Linked DNA regions of Homo sapiens: region 1 is linked to region 2. Evidence: read pairs that join two places in POLR2A ChIA-PET (ENCODE). Cell type or tissue: PC-3. All regions are shown on one strand. Each heading gives the region's core, and the rest is flanking DNA. Links, peaks and the distances in the headings are about the cores only.

What was found. Peaks named below come from ENCODE experiments on the same cell type or tissue, not always from the same donor. Only the 100,000 strongest peaks of a DNase experiment are listed, where the experiment ranks them.
Region 1: POLR2A ChIA-PET joins it to region 2 with 14 read pairs; 2 of 35 experiments call an interaction of 5 or more read pairs at or near these places.

The regions. Positions count from the first base shown.
Region 1 is chr4:71,686,448-71,698,814 of GRCh38, forward strand. No RefSeq gene overlaps it. Among named protein-coding and RNA genes, the nearest start is that of GC, 91 kb to the right of the region's middle. In PC-3, for the core only: no CTCF peak of the experiment used is centred there; no DNase peak of the experiment used is centred there.
Region 2 is chr4:71,556,259-71,564,258 of GRCh38, forward strand. SLC4A4 (solute carrier family 4 member 4) reads left to right here. Exons shown (of 26, transcript NM_001098484.3): 22 at 1,454-1,627; 23 at 3,835-3,996; 24 at 7,535-7,631. Among named protein-coding and RNA genes, the nearest start is that of GC, 220 kb to the right of the region's middle. In PC-3, for the core only: no CTCF peak of the experiment used is centred there; DNase peaks (open chromatin) are centred at 2,183, 3,873 and 4,213; H3K27ac peaks cover 3,113 bases.

The sequences.
Region 1 (12,367 bases), core at 2,685-10,684, 130 kb after region 2:
CTGTGTCTGTTCAACACAGTGAGATTGCTGGACACTCTTTAGGCTCTTCCTTCCCTCATCACTTGGGCATTGGTAAGGTTCATCTAGTTCCTTCCTCCCCTTCCCCAATTATCCAGGAACATTATGATTTTACTGCCTGTTGTCCAATACCTGAAAATAGTTGTTTCTTGTATTTTGTTGAGTTTTATAGTGGTTTGGAGGGTAATTCAGACTGCCTTACTGTCTCATGGACAGAAACAGATACCTCTTTTGTCTCTTAATTTTCAGTTCTGTCCCCATTGCCTTGCTTTTCTCCCCCCGCTACCCAGCACCCCAGCATTTGTTTTAATCTTTCGTTTTGGATGGTAAGGTGGAAAGAGCTCAAACCTTATGCAAAGGTGAAGGGGGATAATAAAAAGAAAACAAAGAACAGGCAAGCAAATCTTTCTACTTCTAAGATGGGCTCCTTCATTAACAAGATTCCTAATCATCGTTGTGCTAAAGGATTCCCTGTCCCCTTTTTCAGCCTTACCTAACATTGCTAAGATTGTTCCAATCACACAGTCTGATTATTACAATGCTAAAGGAATTTCTAACTTTTCTTCTGTTTTAATAAAATCTTCCTGTTATATTGTTAGTTTTCCATGGTTCACTGTCCCAGAAGGTAAAGAATGGAGAAAAGATGAAGATGTTATAAAAGTGGAAGAAAAACTGGGTTTCAGGCACTATGGTTATGAGAACATTCTTCTTGAAGTTAATGTTTGCTTCTCATGGAAACATAGTTTAAATGTTTGCCCACAATCATTTATCATTCATATTTCTACCTGGGAGAGTATTTATTTAAGAGCTAGGGAGGCCAGCACAAATACTGTGGGGGAACAAACTCAGAAGATAAAGTAGGTTTTTGCCATATGACCTGCTTTTTGTTTTTTTTAATTTTATGATTTTTACATAACTGGTTCTTCCTTTATTCATCTCAAAAGATACTGAGGTTATTTTTCATAAGCACTATCTTCTTTAAGTGGAATGAGGTCACCTTAATACAGTAGGTAAACACAATATTTATAAACTTCTCTTCACCTCTGAATTTTAAGAAAATGATGGTTAATGTTGGAAAATCTTTTTTTTTTTTTTGGGATGGAGTCTCGCTCTGTCACCAGGCTGGGGTGCAGTGGTGCAATCTTGGCTCACTGCAGCCTCTGCCTCCTGGGTTCAAGTGGTTCCCCTGCTTCAGCCTCCCGAGTAGCTGGGACTACAGGCGCATGCCACCACACCCAGCTATTTTTTTTTTTTTTTGTATTTTAGTAGAGATGGAGTTTCACCATGTTGGCCTGGATGGTCTCTATCTCCTGACCTTGTGCTCCACCTGCCTTGGCCTCCCAAAGTGTGGGATTATAGGCATGAGCCACCGAGCCCAGCCTGGAAAATCTTTTTTATATTACACTGTAAGTTTATTTTCCACAGCACTTATTATCATGCTATGTTCTCAATTGTTTCTCACAGATTTACTCTTGCTCCTCTAAATCTCACAGATTTCCTCTGTTCTGTTTTAATCTGATTTAATCTGTTCTCTTTGCTTCCTTCTTCACCCTCCATATTCATTCCCTATCTTTTTTTGCCCTGTTGTGACCATTTGGTAGCTGACCATTATGAAAGGAGTTATCTGGGTCCACTTGCCTGACTCTCTTGCCTTGATGGTTGAGAGTCCCAGTAGAAGGTTGAAGGTCCAGAAAGTTGAGTCCCAGTAGAAGGTTGGAGGGAGAAAGAAGGGAAAGGGATACATATATATATATATTTTTCGAGATGGAGCCTTGCTCTGTCGCCCAGGCTGGAGTACAGTGGCACAGTCTTGGCTCACTGCAAGCTCCGTCTCCCGGCTTCACGCCATTCTCCTGCCTCAGCCTCCCGAGTAGCTGGGACTGACTACAGGCGCCCGCCACCTCGCCCGGCTAATTTTTTTTTGTATTTTTAGTAGAGACGGGGTTTCACTGTATTAGCCAGGATGGTCTCGATCTCCTGACCTCGTGATCCGCCCGCCTCGGCCTCCCTAAGAGCTGGAATTACAGGCGTGAGCCACCGCGCCCAGCCGGAAAGGGGTATTTCTTTTGCCCCATCTTCCCTTCCACAGTCTGGCAGTGGTTGTGTATCTCCATAGATAACAGCTCTTGTCGGGTAGTCTTCTCTTGCTTCAGCTCTCCCAAGGCTTATATACTCCTTTTTCTTCCATTTGTCCCTTCAGGCTTTGAGGTAACAGCTCTTCTCTGTTGCTCTGGGTACTTCACTAACCCTTGTTGGGTTCCTTAATCCTACCCATGCCTCCACATGTAGTCCCTTCATTGATCTCTCTTTAGTTAAGCCCTTTTTGAGTGTGCCTCTTCTTCTTGCTGGGACCATGACTGATGTAAATTCTATATATTGCCTAGAGAACTCTTTATAACACTGAAGTTAAATAACATTACCACCCTATTCCAAACCCTTCAGTGATCTTCCAATTAGAATCAAATTCAAACTGTTTGATAGAACCTCATAATGTTAACTCTCCACTTTTTTTTTTCTCCTTTCAGTCTCTCCTCATTCTGTTCCAGCCACACTTATCCTTTTCCCTTGAACATGGTAAGCTCACTCACACCTTTGGGCCTGTATACTTGCTGTTCTCTCAGCCTGGGCAGGTCTTCTCCTGGACCTTTACGTGATGGACTTTTTTTCAACATTCATGTTCCTGCTCAATTTTTCACCTACTCTAAGAGAACATAATTGATCAATGTGTTTAAATTGATCACTTCCCCCAGTATTATGTATCTCATTACTCCACCTTATTTTCAAATAACAATTGCTACTATTGGAAATAATTCAATTTACTTTTCCCTTTGTGTATGATCTGTCTTTCCCCACTACAACGTAAACAGCTATATTCAGGACATTTCTCTGTCTTGTTCACCACTGTATCTCCAGTGCTAAACCAGTGTCTGGGTGCATCATGTACCCTCAATAAATGTTTACTGAATGATTGAATGAATAAATGCCTGGTTAATTTAATGAAAGATTGAAATAACAAATGAAGCTGAGAAAGCCAAAGAATTCTTAATCAGTCCTCTGGAAGGTAAACTGTATATATTGATCTATTCTTAGAAAATGTATCCTGTCCCATCCATAAATCTGGATTGAGAGGCAGAACTTATTGGTACCAGCGTGAGCAAGTCTGACTTGGTAGAAAAAAGGGAGTAGATCAGCCTGGAGCTGAGAATATGGAGAAGAGTGTGAGTAGGAGAATGACAATCACAGGCCAAGGCGTTAGTGGGCAGAGATGCCCCTTTTAAAGGGAAAAAATGTAGCAGGAAATAAACCTAAGCCAAATCAGGAATGAACTGTCTTAGTAAAGGCCAAGAAATGCATAAGGAACCATGGAATCAAACTGATCTGAAGTCCACGGAATCATCGAAGTCATGGGAGTATGAAGAATGTACCAATATAAGACCTATGGAAACACGATCTTAGATATTCTAAGTGCAGCTCTGTGGCTCTCTGTTCTCCCATCCAGCATCTCTTCCTATGTGGTGTGCTCTCTCAGTCATCTGGCCACCCACAGCTCTCCCTGATCACCTAGATATCAGCAGGAAATGCTTGGAGTTTCTTAGTTGGGTTTGTCAGTGACTGCATTTTTTTCCCCAGCAGAATCAACAATTCTGGCAGAAATATTCCCTGTTCTTGAGATGCTAATTTTCTGTTGTAAGCTCAACAGCATCTGCACACCTAAACGCTTTCAGACCAGGGTGTCTCTAAAGAGTAGGCTAGGCCTCCTTTCCACTCCTCACTTGAAGCTCAGTTTCTTCCTCTAGCTACAGGAGTCTTCCAAGCCGTGGTTCTTCTAAGACAGACTAAACATTATGCTGATTCCCATGTCCATGTGGTTTTCCAAATAGGGTTGGTTCATCCCTTTGCCAGCCCATTGCTTACTTACCTGGAGTTTCCGTTGTCCTAAAACTTTATCTCATTAACCAATGCATGGGGGAAAAAATCAAATAAACTAAAGATTTCAGTGAAATTTATTGGTTACTAATCATTATCCCAGAAGAAACTGAGCCTTCCTCAGTGGCTCCTAAAAACAATGGCAGACTCTTTATGCCTCTTTAGTAGATGTGAGAAGGAACTGTGCTGGTACAGTGACCTTACACTCTCTCCCCACACCAGAGGTGACAGAATCACTTTAAGAAGTCAGATTACTATTCTGTCCCAAGAGAATTCCTCCAGAACAGGACTGTTTAAATTTTTTTTTTGTTTGAGCCAGGCGCAGTGGCTCACACCTGTAATCCCAACACTTTGGGAGGCCAAGGAGGGGGGATCACAAAGTCAGGAGTTCGAGACCAGCCTGACCAACATGGTGAAACTTCGTCTGTACTAAAAATACAAAAATTAGCCTGGTGTGGTTGCACGTGCCTGTAATCCCAGCTACTCAGGAGGCTGAGGCTGGAGAATCACTTGAACGCGGGAGGCAGAAGTTGCAGTTGCAGTGAGCTGAGATTGCGTCACTGCACTCCAGCCTGGGTGACAGAATGAGACTCTGTCTCCAAAAAAAAAATCTTTTTTGATGATGAAAATATTCTATATTTGTGCTGTCTTATGCAGAAACCACTAGTCATATATAGCTGCTTAGCATTTGAAATGTGGACAGTGCAGTGAGGAACTGAATTTTAAATTTTGCTCAAATTTAAATAATTTAAATTTCTTTTCTTTTTTTTTTTATTATTTGTTTATTGATTTATTTTTTTTGAGACAAAGTCTCACTCTGTTACCCAGGCTGTAGTGCAGTGGTGTAATCTCAGTTCACTGCAACCTCTGCCTCCTGGGTTCAAGCGATTCTCCTGCCTCAGCCTCCCGAGTAGGTGGGATTACAGCCATCCACCACCAAACCTGGCTAATTTTTGTACTTTTAGTAGAGACAGGGTTTCACCATGTTGGCCAGGCTGGTCTTGAACTCCTGGCCCCAAGTGATCTGCCCACATCAGCCTCCTGAAGTGCTGGGATTACAGACCTAAGCCCCTGCACCCGGCCTATAATTAAAATTTAAATAGCTACATGTAGCTAGTGGCTACGGCATTGGACATCACAGCTCTAGAGTCTGCTTACCAATGCACCACAAAGCAGGTGCAAAATTCTGTACTTCCACTTGTCTCTTAGGTATGATGTAATGGAGGGAATTGGCAAGGCTCAGATTTATTTTGGAAGAGTACCACGTAAACAAGATATATCTTGTTGAGGCACCAATCTGTAAGGGGTGCTATTTCTTGTTCTACTACACTCTACTCTACACTCTGGAAACCCACTGAATAAAGCCAAATAATGCATTTCTAGTGCTAATCACCAATCACTTCTTTAAGTGGTGCTGATAAAACTCATGGTCAGTGCGAATAGGAAAGTCGCTGTGTTCTTTCTTTGTTTTGGGTCTATGCCTACGTTTCATTCTCAGCTAAACCCCATGCCAATCCTTCTCCCATACTCATGCTTACTAGACAGAGTCAGTAACAGTTCTGACAAATCCAAGTGCTATTATTTCTTTCTGACATTACACAACATCTTTCCTTTAAAGTACAGGACCACCTTGCATTGGCTATTGAGCTGTATTAACTATCTTCTAAACCTTTAGCTAACTGTTCTTTTATTATTTTATAAAGTTGTATAAATGCTGGTCACTCTGGCTCTTTTCCAGTATAAATGAATTCTATTTGTGCTATCTGTAAAACTTTCCCTCAGGGTCCTCCAAGAAGCAGATACCAGGATGAGATTAAACATATAAACTCTATTAGGGGAACATGCCTGTGTGAAGGAAATAGGAGAACCACCTGACCACTATGCACGTCTAACCCAGAATGAAAGAGAGAGAGACAGAGAGAGAGAGAGAGACAGACAGACAGAGAGAGTGTGAGTGAATGTTGGGTGGAGTGCCACACAGTTTTGGCAAAGCCACCAGGAAATCCTCAATACAAAGTTGGTCAAAAAAAAGTCCAGTGTTTCTCTGGAATGGGATCTGCCTTAGTATCAGTGCTACAGTCAGTCACTGGCTGGAGCAGCCTGTGAGAGGAGTAGCCTTGAAGCAAACCCTGGTACAGATTTCCAAGCTGGAGCCCTTGGTCCATTATGCTCTCTGGAATAAGACGTGAGCAAAACACATGCCTTGTACAATTCCTGCTTAAGTTATCATGGTTAGAAAAGAAAATGAAAGATAAAAGATGGGATGGCTAGAAAATAAAATATCTGAACAATACCTGGAAGACTTTCTTCTATTAGTCAGAATTGTCCCCACTTACTGCCTCAATGCTAATTCGAATTCTCTTCTATCAAATGTTTCCATGGCTGCAGATTTAGGGCTAGAAACTTTCTTCTTGTCACCTCTCTGGGCTTTTGTAAGTCCCCTCTATCTGCTTCTAGTTGTTTACTTCCAGAATATGCCAAGGAGAAACATTTTCTTTTGCATTCCATTTGCCAGCTTGTTATGTATTTATGTATAGTTTTGGATTCTTTGAAAAGGTCTGATAAATAATACACTGCATCCACATTCAGTTTCAGAATAAGTGAAGAACAGAAAGAAAAGGGTCAGTATATACAGGCCTCAAAAATGACCTTAATTACTAATAAAACTAGATAATTTGACTTTGTCTCTGTATAAGTTGGCCCCTGACGCTGTATCTAGAATTTGAAGGGCATCTATTCAGCTTCATTTGCACTAGAATAGGGCAGGAGTTTCCTGCTCCAAGTGTAGATTCTTCCCAAGCTGCAGAGGGTAGCATGTTTCCTGGAAGCTTCCATTCACAGTTACTCTCCCAAATTCACTGATCAGATTAAGTCTTTCTATGTATCTGGAACTAAATGAGAGGGGGAGGCAGAGAGAGGCCAGGAGTATTAAATTCACAGAAGGAAAGATCAATGGTGGGGAAGAGGCCTGACAGATAAAATACCAAAATGACACGTGTCAGGGATACACAGGCTTGGAAGCCAATTATTCTGTACTTTACAGTTGTTCTCCGATGATTTCCAGAATTCTGAGTTCAACTAATAGTTACATTTGTACACTACCTTCTCTTTGGATTCTTGAAAAATGTTTTTTCCCCACTTTTAGCTGAGAATTTTGGGTGAAAATCTTTTTGGAGAACTCAGGAAAGCTTTGGATTCTCCCTTACCAAAAAATGTATGCAGACTCAATTTTTTTTTTTTTTTTTTTTGCTTTAGTGACTAAAAACCAGAATGGATTTATTTATTGATTCAAAACTCCAGCTCTCTTTTCTATACTATTTTCATTTTGCATGCACACACACACTCACACACACACACTGGACTTGAGCTTCTGAAAGCCCTTTCTTTCAATTCTGTTTTTCTTTAGTCACTTGAGTCAAGCCAAAATTACTATAATCCTGACTTTTGAACTTGGAGAGCTTATGTGAAATGGTCCATAAACTCATTCTAAGAAAAGATTACTTAATGCCATTTCTGTATTACCGTGGAATTAAATCCCCTTTCTCAAACCCACTTCTACATTATCTTTCTTAGGTCAAAATCTCAAATTGAATTTTATGGATTTGGGGAAAGAATTTTAGTGATTGAGCCATGCTATACTGTGAAGTAGTACAATTAAAGTAGTATTGGGTGAGAACTTTGGCAATGGAGTAAAACAGAGCTGTACTTAAATCCTAGCTCTATGACCTTATAAAAATTACAAGGTCAATTTTACAAAAAACCTCAGATCTGTCTGAGATTTACATTCCCCATAAAATAAGGACAATAATAGTACTTTCGTCACAGGGCTATGGTGAGGATGAAAGGAGATGATGTATTTAAAGCATTTAGTATAGTGCCTGGCACATAATGAACTGGTGATAAAAATCAGTGATTCTTGCTGTTACTATTATTTTTACTCAACTTGCATTAACAGCATTTACTGCAATAGCTGACATGGAATTAATGCCTAAGAAATATTTACTAAATGAAGACTAGGGCAAATTTAGTCACCTTGGTCTTCTCATACCCAAGAGTAGTAGACCTTATCATATTGTATGCCACTGTATGATGGAAATCAAAATGGACTTAGCACCCTTTAGTTCTTCTGTGACCAGCAGAACCTGTCTGAAAACATAATAAGTAATGTAGTATCTCCAGCTATTATCCTCTTAGGAAAATATTTGTCAAATTTATATTTATTCAGAATTTTTTCTCTAGGATAATCAAAATGTTTCTACTTAGCGAACATACTCACCAAGAGCTCCATGACAGAGATGTTTCTCAGTCTGTCTATTTAAACAGACTCTTTTCAAAAATTGGTGCAATTCTTTAGAATAAAAAATCAGACTAAGTTAAAATTATAGACAGGTACAAATAACCTATCCCAAACCATTTGTTCTTTTTGTCTTTTTACAAATATACATAGATAGGCAGGCATATGGATAGATACAGATATTGATGTTTTGAGATTAACTTTTGCTATTCCATAGATTCTAGATAGTTTTCACCAAACCCCTCACTTCAGTGCCTCACCAGAAGTTTTCATATCAGGAAATACGGGTTATACAAGTGATTGTTTTATAAAAAGAGCTTCATTGCTTTAGTGTCCTCTCTCACACGATTTCTCTCATCTGTCTTGCTGGGCAGATAGAATCTTACGAGGATGTCAGCTTGCCAAATAATTAAGATTCTTTTCAGTAATATAGGACTCAAATCAAAAACATTCCTGGAGACCAGTACATTTACAAATATTATTGCTTATACAGATGTGTGGTGGAATGGAATAAAATGTTAGGTATGACAACAACGAATTATAGAAATATGAGGCTGCCTTCAGGCACATGAATATATACATGAGGGCAGAAATATTTTGGTGGGAATTATTACTAAGGATGTGAGATCTTTGAAACAATATTTGGAATCAGAGGCGTCCAAGTTAAAATGAAGGAAGCTAGTCAATGAATGTTTCTTGAGCACAAATTATGTACCAGCTGCTGGTCTAGGCACAGAGAACATAGACATGAATGATCCAGACACAGTCCCAGCCTAGGTTTACAGTCAAATGCAGAAGATAGACATTAAGCCAATAATGAAAGAGTTCAGAAGAAACTAGGGCTTTGAAGAAGTGCGAGGTCCTGTAAAATCTGGGGTAAATGTAGTGTGGAGGAGAAGATAGATCTTACCTAGCATGGGAGGTTAAAGAAGGTCTCACTCTAGAGAAAATGTTGTTTAAAGCAACACTTAAGGCTGTCTTAACTAGGAGAAGAGGAGGGAAGTTGCTCTGTTAGAAAAAGGGAACATCATGGACAAAGGTCCATACAAAGAGTTGAGAGAATCCCATTGCATTATTTTCCTGTGGCTGCTGTAACAAACTACAGCAAACTGGGTGGTTTAAAACAACAGAAATTTATTGCCTCACAGTTTTGAAGGCTAGAGGTCCGAGATCAAGGTGTCAGCTGGGTTTGCTCCTCCTGAGGGCTATGAGGAAGAATGTTTCATGCCTCTCCCCTAGCTTCTGGTGATTTGCTGGCAATCCTTGGTCCCTTTGGCTTGTAGAAACATCATCCCCATCTCTGCCTGCATCCTCACATGGCATCCTCCTTGTATGAGCCTAGGTCTAAGTTCCCCTTTTCATAAGGACACTAGTGAATTAAGGGCTCACTCTACTCTAGAAGGACCTCATCTTAGCAAATGACATCTGACATAGCTCTATTTCCAAATAAGGTCACATTCTGAGGAGTCAGAACTTCAACATGTGACATTTTGGGCAGACATGCCTAGCCTGGAGAGAGGAGTGGGGATAATGGTTTGACGTGATCTCAGAAAGGCAATTAGGGTTCAAGCACATAATACACTTTAGGTGAACTTAGCATTTTGTACATTTTTTCTAAGGGCCATGGCAAACCATTTATGAATTTTAAGCAGGGGAGTGGAAATGATCATATTTGTGATTTTAAATGATTGCCCTGGCTTCAATGTGGGAGATGGATTAGTAGGTGGTACAACATATTGGATCTCTCCACTTTCATTTTTGGCATCTCTTTAGTTCTTCCTGTAGATATCAGCTCTCCCTACCCCATGTTCATAGAGGCCATTTAGCTGGCCTTTGAGAGCTCCAGATCTCTTTCTTGTACAAAATTCTGTCTTGGGAAATTTTCTATGCTTCTGAATCCATTTGTCATCCATAATGTATTTTTCTCCTTTAGACATCGAAGTTTAAATTTGCACAAAGAATTCATTTTAGTCAAATAACTCTTGATGTTTTCAGATTACTGAGACTTTACATTAGGCTTCAACTGAAAAAATTGCTAATAAAATGTTGAATAATTAGTAACGAGACAACTTGTGCATGACTGTAAAATTTCTGTAAACTCAAGTATTTAAGTTTGGGCTTTTACAAAATGATGAGAACGACTTTTGTTATTGTTGTTAGGTTTTTTTGTTGGTTTGTTTGTTTGTTTTTTGAGACAGGGTCTCACTCTGTCACCCAGGCTGGAGTGCAGAGGTGTGATCTTGGCTTACTGCAGCCTGGACCTCCCTGGCTCATACAATCCTCCAGCTTCAGCCTCTCGAGAGACTGGGACTACAGGTGCACACCACCACACTTGGCCAATTTTTTTTTTGTAGAGATGGGATTTCACCATGTTGCCCAGGCTGGCCTCTTAGGCTCAAGCAATCTGCCCAACTCAGCTTCCCAAAGTGCTGGGATTGCAGGCGTGAGCCACTGTGCTTGGCCGATGACAGCATTTTTTACGTTCATGTTGAGAAATGACTTACATAAGCAAGAGCAATGTTGAGTCAACTTAAGTTGATTCTCCCAGAGCTCCTTCTGGCTGTCCCATGTGAGCTGCAGGATTTCAGGTTTCAAACCTCACTCAACTGCAAGCCCTCCCTGGCTGCTTTATGCTGATCGGCAGAAAACTACTTTAAGTGATCTAATCTTCTCATAGGATTATGTCTGAGGATAATGAAACTTTACTAAATGCCTGTGGGAATTTGAAGATAGCCTTTATAATGAAGGTAATCTATTGTCATACTGCATGATAGTGAAGTAGAGGTATATTGAAAGTGATTAACAGAACAATTAAAAGATATAATGATGGGGCCTGTAAGTCTGAGATGCTGAGAAAAAGAAGAAAAGGTTATCATTTAAAAATTGATCTTAAGCCTTAACATGGGCTTCTGTGATCATCACTGGCAGAATAGCAAGGTTTAATCTCTTTGTTTCAGTCGTAAGGCAAAACTTCTGTTTCTTCCATTTATGAACAGTCAGAACTGGCACATACTTCAGAGGTAGTTTGTGTAGGACCTTCTGTATAGGGTTCATGCTGAGCTAATGTAACTAAAGCCGTTTGAATAAGAAAGAAGTATTTTTTCTTCTCTTCATGTAAAAGTCCAGAATTAAGTAGTGGAGGGCTGATGGGCATCTCTGTTCAGCGATGTCTGTCAGGATCCTGTGCTCGTGGGGGGCTCTGATATCCTCAACACCAGGCTCTCATTCCTGGGTATAGGTGGTGGCTCCAGTTATGGCCATTTCCCAGCCAGTGGGACAGGGGAGAGTCCAAGTCAAGTGGCTTTGTCTTTAAGGAAATGAAATAAAAATTACAATATCATTCTTGCTAGCCCATGGCCACTCTTAGCTATGAGGAAGGCTGGAAAGATAGTCTCTAGCTGGGCATTCTTATGCCTAAGTAACATTTGAAGGTTTTGTTACTAAAAGAAATACTGGGGCAATTAACTGTTTGTATCACACTCTTATTCTCTGAGGAAGAAATTCAGACCCAGAGAGGGTAAATGAGTAGTCAAAAGTCCCACCGCTGTAGAAACTCTGATCTCCAGACTCCCAGAAGGAGACAAACTTTTCTAAGTAGCTGTGGGAACTACCCCTTGTCCTGTTACTTCCACACCACTGGTATTAAGAAGAACTGTGCCAAAGGTCAAGAGTTTGTCTTTGAAATGGCAAGTTTGTCAGTTGGTTTCCAGGGATTTTCAGGAGTTAATTAATTGTAAGCATTTGTCCAATACCGCCCCAAAATCTAAGTTGCTTGTCAGATTAGCAGGCCATTGGTAGGCTTCCCATTACTTGTTCTAGAATAGTTTTCTCCATTTTAATATGTTGCTTTCAACTCCAAATTCATATCAACCCATGTTTGCTTCTTTTATTTTTTTATTTTTATTTTTTTTTGAGACAGAGTCTCACTCTGTCGCCCAGGCTGGAGTGCAGTGGCGCCATCTCTGCTCACTGCAAGCTCCGCCTCCCGGGTTCACACCGTTCTCCTGCCTCAGCCTCCCGAGTAGCTGGGACTACAGGCGCCCGCCACTATGCCCGGCTAATTTTTTGTATTTTTAGTAGAGACGGGGTTTCACTGTGTTAGCCAGGATGGTCTTGACTTCCTGACCT
Region 2 (8,000 bases), core at 1-8,000:
TAGAGTGGACTAGATGAATGTGAGTTTATTTGTGCTCATGAAACTTTTGGGAAGCATAAATCTGTAAAAATATTTTATTTTTACCTGCCATTGTAAATATTCTTTATTTCCCAAAATGGAAAAATGTGAAACAGAAATGGCCCACAGACAAATAGTTCTTATTTTTATTTGCTCTTAATTACCTGGTCTAGATCAGAAGTTTAATTCTATGTGTTTTAGGGGCTTTATTGGTTGAAACTCAGTGCATGTTTATTTAATTAAAAAGAAGAAAAAATCAACCACATAATAATGATGGGGAAAAACAACCAGGGTCCAGCTAGTAGATTTCTTAAATTCTGCAATGCTATTGCCCCTAATGGCTTTTCTCTTTCTTTCTTTCTCGATTCTCCCTTGTTTAGACCTTTTTGGTAAGATTTCATTTAGAAAATTTTGTAATTTGTAAAGAAATTTTGTAACCCAAACTTTATAAATGAGAAGGTCCTCACCAGTCAAAAATAGTTCTAGAGGGAAAAAGAAAACCCTTTAAGTAGGAAATCACTAGAGAAGATTGTGATGGTCTAATTTACTTTTGCACTTCTTTCCCTCCAGAAAGAAAATAGAGATATTATTTCAGAGTTCATATTGCATGATTATTCAATTCAATAGCTATTTACTGAGCATCTTTCATTGAAAGATCCTGTGATAGGTTCTTGAATATCTTCCCATTCGTCACTGGCAAGGTCAATTCGGCAGTTATTCTTTGAAGCACAGCACCTGACACACAGATGCTCAGTAGTTATTTCAATAGCTGTTTATACATCACCATACGATAGCATCCCTTAGATTCAGATGTTGACCCTGAAACTCACTGTAGTATTCATATGGCTTTTCTCTGAAAAGAAATGGTGATAGATTGCTGAGTGTATTAGTCAAAGTATGCCACTCAGATAAGTAATATGGAATTTATGAAAACATAATGTATTCCCATTTTTAAGTTGGATACTTCCTTTATATCCTTAAAACATTCTGGAAATGTATTAATATATGATGCATAGTGTCATCTCCTCTTTGTTCAGATAAGACAACTGAGGCAGAGTAAGATACATGAGCTAGACATCTTCCTTCAGCATATTAGTACTAAAATAGGCAAAAGATCCACTTTCCTGAGACTCAGAGAGTAAAAATAGAAATTAGGAGATGAGCTCCTAGAATTTTTTTTCTTTGTGACCTTATTCTTTAGTGGCCACTTTTTCTTATACATCTACATAACATTCCCGCAATATAATAATAAAGATTTGAAGACTTGTGCTTTAGTGTGCTTGACTAAATTTCTGCATTCCTTGACCATTCCTTTGTCCTCTGAAAAGGACACTGCTTGCCTAAATTATAGAATATAAATCAGTAGTGATTAGTTAGGCATAGTGGAAATGTAATGCAGTAATGCAGTTGGACTCCTTTCCTCTTTCCTCCCCAGTTCATGGATCGTCTGAAGCTGCTTCTGATGCCTCTGAAGCATCAGCCTGACTTCATCTACCTGCGTCATGTTCCTCTGCGCAGAGTCCACCTGTTCACTTTCCTGCAGGTGTTGTGTCTGGCCCTGCTTTGGATCCTCAAGTCAACGGTGGCTGCTATCATTTTTCCAGTAATGGTAGGGATTCCTTTAATTGAACGTACCTGTGAGATTATATGAGTATCATGTGGTTATTGTTATATGGAAGACACACATGTCTTTTATGTGTTGTTCCAAATTTTTCCAGCTTTGACCTCATCACTTTGATCAGTTGTAATTTACATTTCCCATGTTTATGGTTGTCTAGGATGGACCTTAGAATCAGGCTCACCTAAGTTCAGATACTGGCCCTCGTTCATGCTCAGCAGTAAACTTCTTTGAACTACTATTACCTCATCAGTAAAATGGGAGTTGCATTGTTGTTTTTCTGAGCATCAAAAATTAATATCAAGCATGTAGCACAATGCCTGACACATAGTAGACACCAGTGCATGTTAATTACTTTTTAAATGTTGTATAATAGAATTAATCTAAGTAAGAGTGTAGGACATTTCAGTTCAAGTAATAAAGAAGTGCTTGGCAACTTGTGAGAACTCATCCAGTACATTAGAGGAAATGGAGTGAGAAGTTCACTTTTTACATTTCTTGTGGTTTGCATAATGGTAAGTTTAAAGATAAGGTGGGACTCTCTATCCTTGTCATAGTATGATGAGAAACAAGGTAAAGCAACTAACGTTTCACTCTGAGTCACAAGTGAAAGAAGAGAAAAAGGAGTTCTGTATTTGGCATCACTACTGAATTTTATACTTTACCATAACTCTTTACTTCTTGCAAGAAAATGCATATATGTACACTTAAAACAAGTCACAAAGGGAGCCTCAAATCTGTTTTATCTCCCCCACAGCTTTGAAAACAGAATTTTCCTACACTTACCACATTTTATTTTTATAAGAATCCTCTTACTCTTAGCCAGTATTATTATTTTATTTTTCATATTTGTTGTTTGAAATTTTTTTCGTCCAAGGATGCAAGAAAAAATGGATATTAAATACTAGTGATATTTGTTAGGTCAGATTTTTTTCTTAATGGTGGCTTATGTCTTTCTTTCCTTTTTTTAAAAAAAAACTATATTAACTTACTGAAAAGCACACTGAGTATGAGAAACACTCAAATATACCTATTAGTGTTATCTGCCTACCTACAAATTTTGCTGAAACCAAGAAAATTGAAGCTAGACCAGGATACATTTGAATTATATCCAATAAATCACTTTTTGCTTGTGCTAAATAATAATTTTAAAATGGTTTACTTTTCCAAAGTGTTTTTGTCTTTTCAGAACTTTTATTTGGTCACAAAATAATTCTGTAATAGAAGTTAGGACAGATGTTATTTATTTCTCTAGGTGATGAGGAAACTGTCATATAGAGAGCACGATGCTGATAAAGACAACTGCTTAATTTGAAGCAAGTCAGGATGCCTATAACTTGCTGCATATTAATTTTAATATAGAATAAAGATATCTTTAATGTACCTTCAGAAGTTATTCTTCAAGAGCAATTCATAGAACCAAAAATACACAGGTCAAGAATATTTGTTTTGGAAGCAGACAACTGGGACCCTTTGTATTATTCAGTTATCTGGGTTCATCTCCCTCACAGACATTAAGGACCTTGGACAACATACTTAATGTCTCTAACCTTCAATTTCCTCAGCTGTATGATAAAAATAATAATACCTATTTTGGGGGTTTGTTCTGAAGAATAAATGAGATAATATTGCCTGAGAGTTTAACATAATGTCTGGGACATGTTAAATATTCAGTTAACGGTGGTGATTGAAGTAGCCCAGTGAATGAAATGGTCTATGCATATTCAAATACTACCTCATTGTGAATACTTTGAAGATGTCTTAGTGTTATATGTGTCGTACAGATTTTCTTGATTGCTAAAAACCTTTATGATGTTTTAATTTTTAATACTTAGAAATCATATGCCAGCTATTTTTTTACTTTAAACTTTTAATTATTTTATTTAAAATCTCACATGGAAGGCAATGGTTTTGAAAAACAATCTTTTCACATTAAAATTCTAATTGAATGTGATCATGCATTTTGGTGAACAAAACAAAGTGAGTTTCAACTAAGACTTTTATAAAACAACTTTCCCCATGTAGAAAATTATGAGAGTTCACTCGGTATAAGTCCATACCGTCAAGATCAGGTCTGTCATACTCTATCTAGCCTTACACAAAGTAGGTTTCTGTGGTCTTTGATAGGAGAGTATCTATGCTTGCTGTGACTTCATCTGACATGGTTTCTTTCATACTTTTAATATTTGCTCTTTCAGATCTTGGCACTTGTAGCTGTCAGAAAAGGCATGGACTACCTCTTCTCCCAGCACGACCTCAGCTTCCTGGATGATGTCATTCCAGAAAAGGACAAGAAAAAGAAGGAGGATGAGAAGAAAAAGAAAAAGAAGAAGGGAAGTCTGGACAGTGACAATGATGATGTAAGGAACTTTCCAAATTCCAAAGGAAAGCTAGTTAAAGAAACAAATGTGAAAATTGTCCCTTTTTATACCTGATGTGAAATGGAGGGCTGAGTTCTAAGAATGTTTATCTGGACATGTGGTGTATTACTCATTTCACCTCCCTTTGCCCTTTATATTCTCTGGTTTTTTATGTTTTCTGAATTCTTTCTGTAACCATTAATACACTAATAATGACATAATGACTAATAATGACTTCTAAAAAATTTAAAAACCCACCACATTAAAAAAATTCTGATCTCATAGATATAAAGGAAGTTTGCTTAGTAATGCTATAAAATGTATTTGGTTTCTATTAATAACCCAGGGCTTATATTTGAGATAATAACTCAATTTTATGTAATTTTAAGCCTAATGTGGATAGATGTCAATGATCTCACTTCACGTGATCTGTGAATCTATTTGAGTAGGCTCTCCACCAAAGTTCTATGCTGTTATATTAATATTAGCATTATATTTATACTGATATGATTCAGCATTATTTTTCTGTAGTTCTTCAATAAAAAGAAAAGGGAATGGGAGTTTGGGGTCTTTTTACATAATTATAGTGGTTAGTGTCATAGTCCAGAGGGTCCTCCTCCAATTAGGTGATTAAGTTGAGAAGTAAAATTGTTGCCCAGTTTTTTCTTTAGGAGACCAGCTCACAGAAATACAGATTCTCCAGCAGGGATCTGTAATCAGTACTAGGAGGAAAACTGGGATTTGTTTACTTTAACACATGCGGACACCTTATTCCAGTAGCCTTTTGAAAAGATTGCCAAAATAATGTTTTCCATTTGAAAATTTGCTCTGGATTTTACACAGTGCAGTATCACAAATGATTTTTTGTGCCTCATTACCCATTCTAAAGTAGGAATATTGTTAATTGTTAGTTTCTACTTAGTACTTGATAACTTTGATTGATCATTGCATACTTTATCCTTAATTGTCTCAATAGCTTGTTATCACATTATTTATTTTTGTTCCCATTTTACAGATGAGGAGATTTAGACTGAGAAATGTTAAATATGTTTTAGAAATTTTAAAGCTTTATTGAGGTACGATTGACAAATAAAATTGTATATATGTAAGGTGATGCTTTGACATATATAAGTCATTTTTCTAATTGTACACAGCCATAGTGGCAAGGCCAAAACTCAAATCCAGGCCTCTCTGGTTATTTCTAACTGGTCAGGCTATCTGATTGTATTCTTTTTGTAGAACTTGGAAATAGTACAGTGAAAGAAGGCAAGAGACAGAATTGGATTTCACATAAATTGATTCAATAAGAAAAAGGCTTAATGCATGAGGCACATTTAGCTAAAGAGAAAAAGAGGTGAAAAGAGCTTTATGTCTGTCATCATCCATCTGCAATGAGAACAGGTATATAGATTTTGTTTCCAATGATGACAGAAAAAGAATGTGTTTAAACTACAGAAGAGACTAAGACGTAATAGTCCGAAGAACGATGTGTTTACACATTTAATAGAAATTAAAATTTGAAATGAATTTCTGGACCACTCAAGACCAAAAAAATAAAAGGCTGCCTGAAATATTAAAATAATTAAAGCAGTATTTTGTCCAAAATAAATATGTCAACTTATGTACCTGGACATCAAATTTAAAGTTCATTACACATTATGAGTGTGTGAAGTCGGGGATTATGGAATCCCCCTCTGTAATGATTTTTGAGAAAAAATAGTAAAATATCAGCTTTGGAGAATGTTTTAAATGTACTGCTCTCTAGTGACAAAAGTTGGATCAAAAGAACTCCTTAGAAGTTCTTCCAATTCTTAGATATGATTTCCAACAAATCCTATTTCATTTAAAGTGTTTTTTTGTATTAATATTTACCATGTTCAACTCTGTGTTTCCAACAGATTTCTTGAAGCCAAAGTGTCGTACTTGTTTTTTACCTCTTCCTCTTCATCCTACCCTTTCCAAAACAAACAAACAAATAAACATATACATTGGTTCCTAGGCAGTGAATCCAGCTAGGCAATTTAGAGTACGTCTGTGCAGTATGTTCTGTGTGTTGAACTCATTATTTAGGGGCTCCACATTACAAATGTGGTTCTCCTAAGTTTACTTTTTAGTCATAGGGTTTGGGGCCCATGGATATAGGGAGTCATGCGGGGACATGAGGGTTACAGCTATAATATAATATTTATGAGCACAATTAGTGAAAATTATAGCTCTTCTTGTTACATTGATCCCTTTACCATTATGTAATGCCCTTCTTTGTCTTTTTTGATCTTTGTTGGTTTAAAATTTGTTTTATCAGAGAGTAGGATTGCAACCACTGCTTTTTTTTTTCTTTCCATTTGCTTGGTAAATATTTCTCCATCCCTTTATTTTGAGCCTATGTGTGTCTTTGCATGTGAGATGGGTCTCCTGAATACAGCACACCGATGGGTCTTGATTCTATCCAATTTGCCAGTCTGTGTCTTTTAATTGGGGCATTTAGCCCCTTTACATTTAAGATTAATATTGTTTATGTGTGGCATCTTTATTTTTTTTTCTTTTTTGCTCGTTGAATGCATTATCTTAGTTCTCTAAAAGGATACTGTTGTTCATTAACCTCTTTAGAGTCATAAATAAAGGAATTTTCCATGTAGGTAATAGGCTTTATGTTAAGATTTTATTAACATTAATTCTCATTTTATTTTCAACTAAAAACCATCTTTTTGGTACTTTTAATTAAGAGATATATTGGGTCTTTCAGCCCAAACATAGACTTGGAATCAATATAATGCATTTAAAAAAAACAAAGTGGTAATCTTTGGGAAATCTATTATAATTTGGGCTAGGTGGCTTGTTCTTTAAGCAGTCCCATGATTAGCTGCCTGGTTTTGTCATTTCCATTATGATTCTCTGCTTATCTGACCATCATAGACACCTTTTTAAACATTTTATTTTCTTATGTTTTGCTTACATTTTCAGATATCTTTGGCACAAGCTAATTGAAATGAACCTTTATCCATAAAATAGTACTTAAAGTAAGAGAGGAAAGTTTATTTTCTAGTGTACATAGAAGGCTTCTTGATAGTGGATATATAAAAAGTCTGTCACTTGTTCTAGAAGGAAAGATCGGTCATGATTTTATCTAGAGACGGAATCAGCATAAACAAAACAAGAATTTCAAGACCGTATTATAACCTGGGAAGTTTCCTATGTTTAATCTGTTTTTGCATTGAGATCATTTGCTTCACACATACAACTCATAAACATTGCTGATTGGGAGTCTGATAGAAAGCTTTACAATTCAGTTGTAGATCGATCTCTATTTTGTGCAGTTATAGTTTTAATTGACTCAATACCATTAACTTAGAAGAGTGGAAAACAAATGTGAGGGGGAAAGAAGGAATGCAGTTAAAAGATGGCAAACTGGAAGTAATTATAAGGCTTTTCTCCTTAGTAGTATGTAAATGATTATAGAAAACGGTTTGATCGATGCTAGGAGATAGGAAGGGCTGTATAATAAAAACATTCTAAAACCTCTTGTACATTTTTTTCACAGTCTGACTGCCCATACTCAGAAAAAGTTCCAAGTATTAAAATTCCAATGGACATCATGGAACAGCAACCTTTCCTAAGCGATAGCAAACCTTCTGACAGTGAGTAGAACTAACCTCTTGCATGCTTGCTTGAATATGATTTGCACTTACAGAGAAAACACTTTAGAATGGCCATCTGCATTAACTTTCCCTCAATTTTGTTTTTCCTTTTTCTATGAGAAGATTTACACTTAATTATAATAAAACTTTGTTTTTACATACCCTAAGCTTCATTCTTCCTTTTATCCATAAACTTTTAAATTTTTATTTGGTAGTCTTTTCTCTTACCCAAATCATCCCCAGTTTTTCCAATGGCTAAATTAATAACCATGTTTTTAATTGATTTTTCTTTTTTTTTCTGTTGGTATTGAGAATTGCAGCTTATAATACTACATCACTGTCACTGTTTGTCTTCCTTAGGTTTTAACT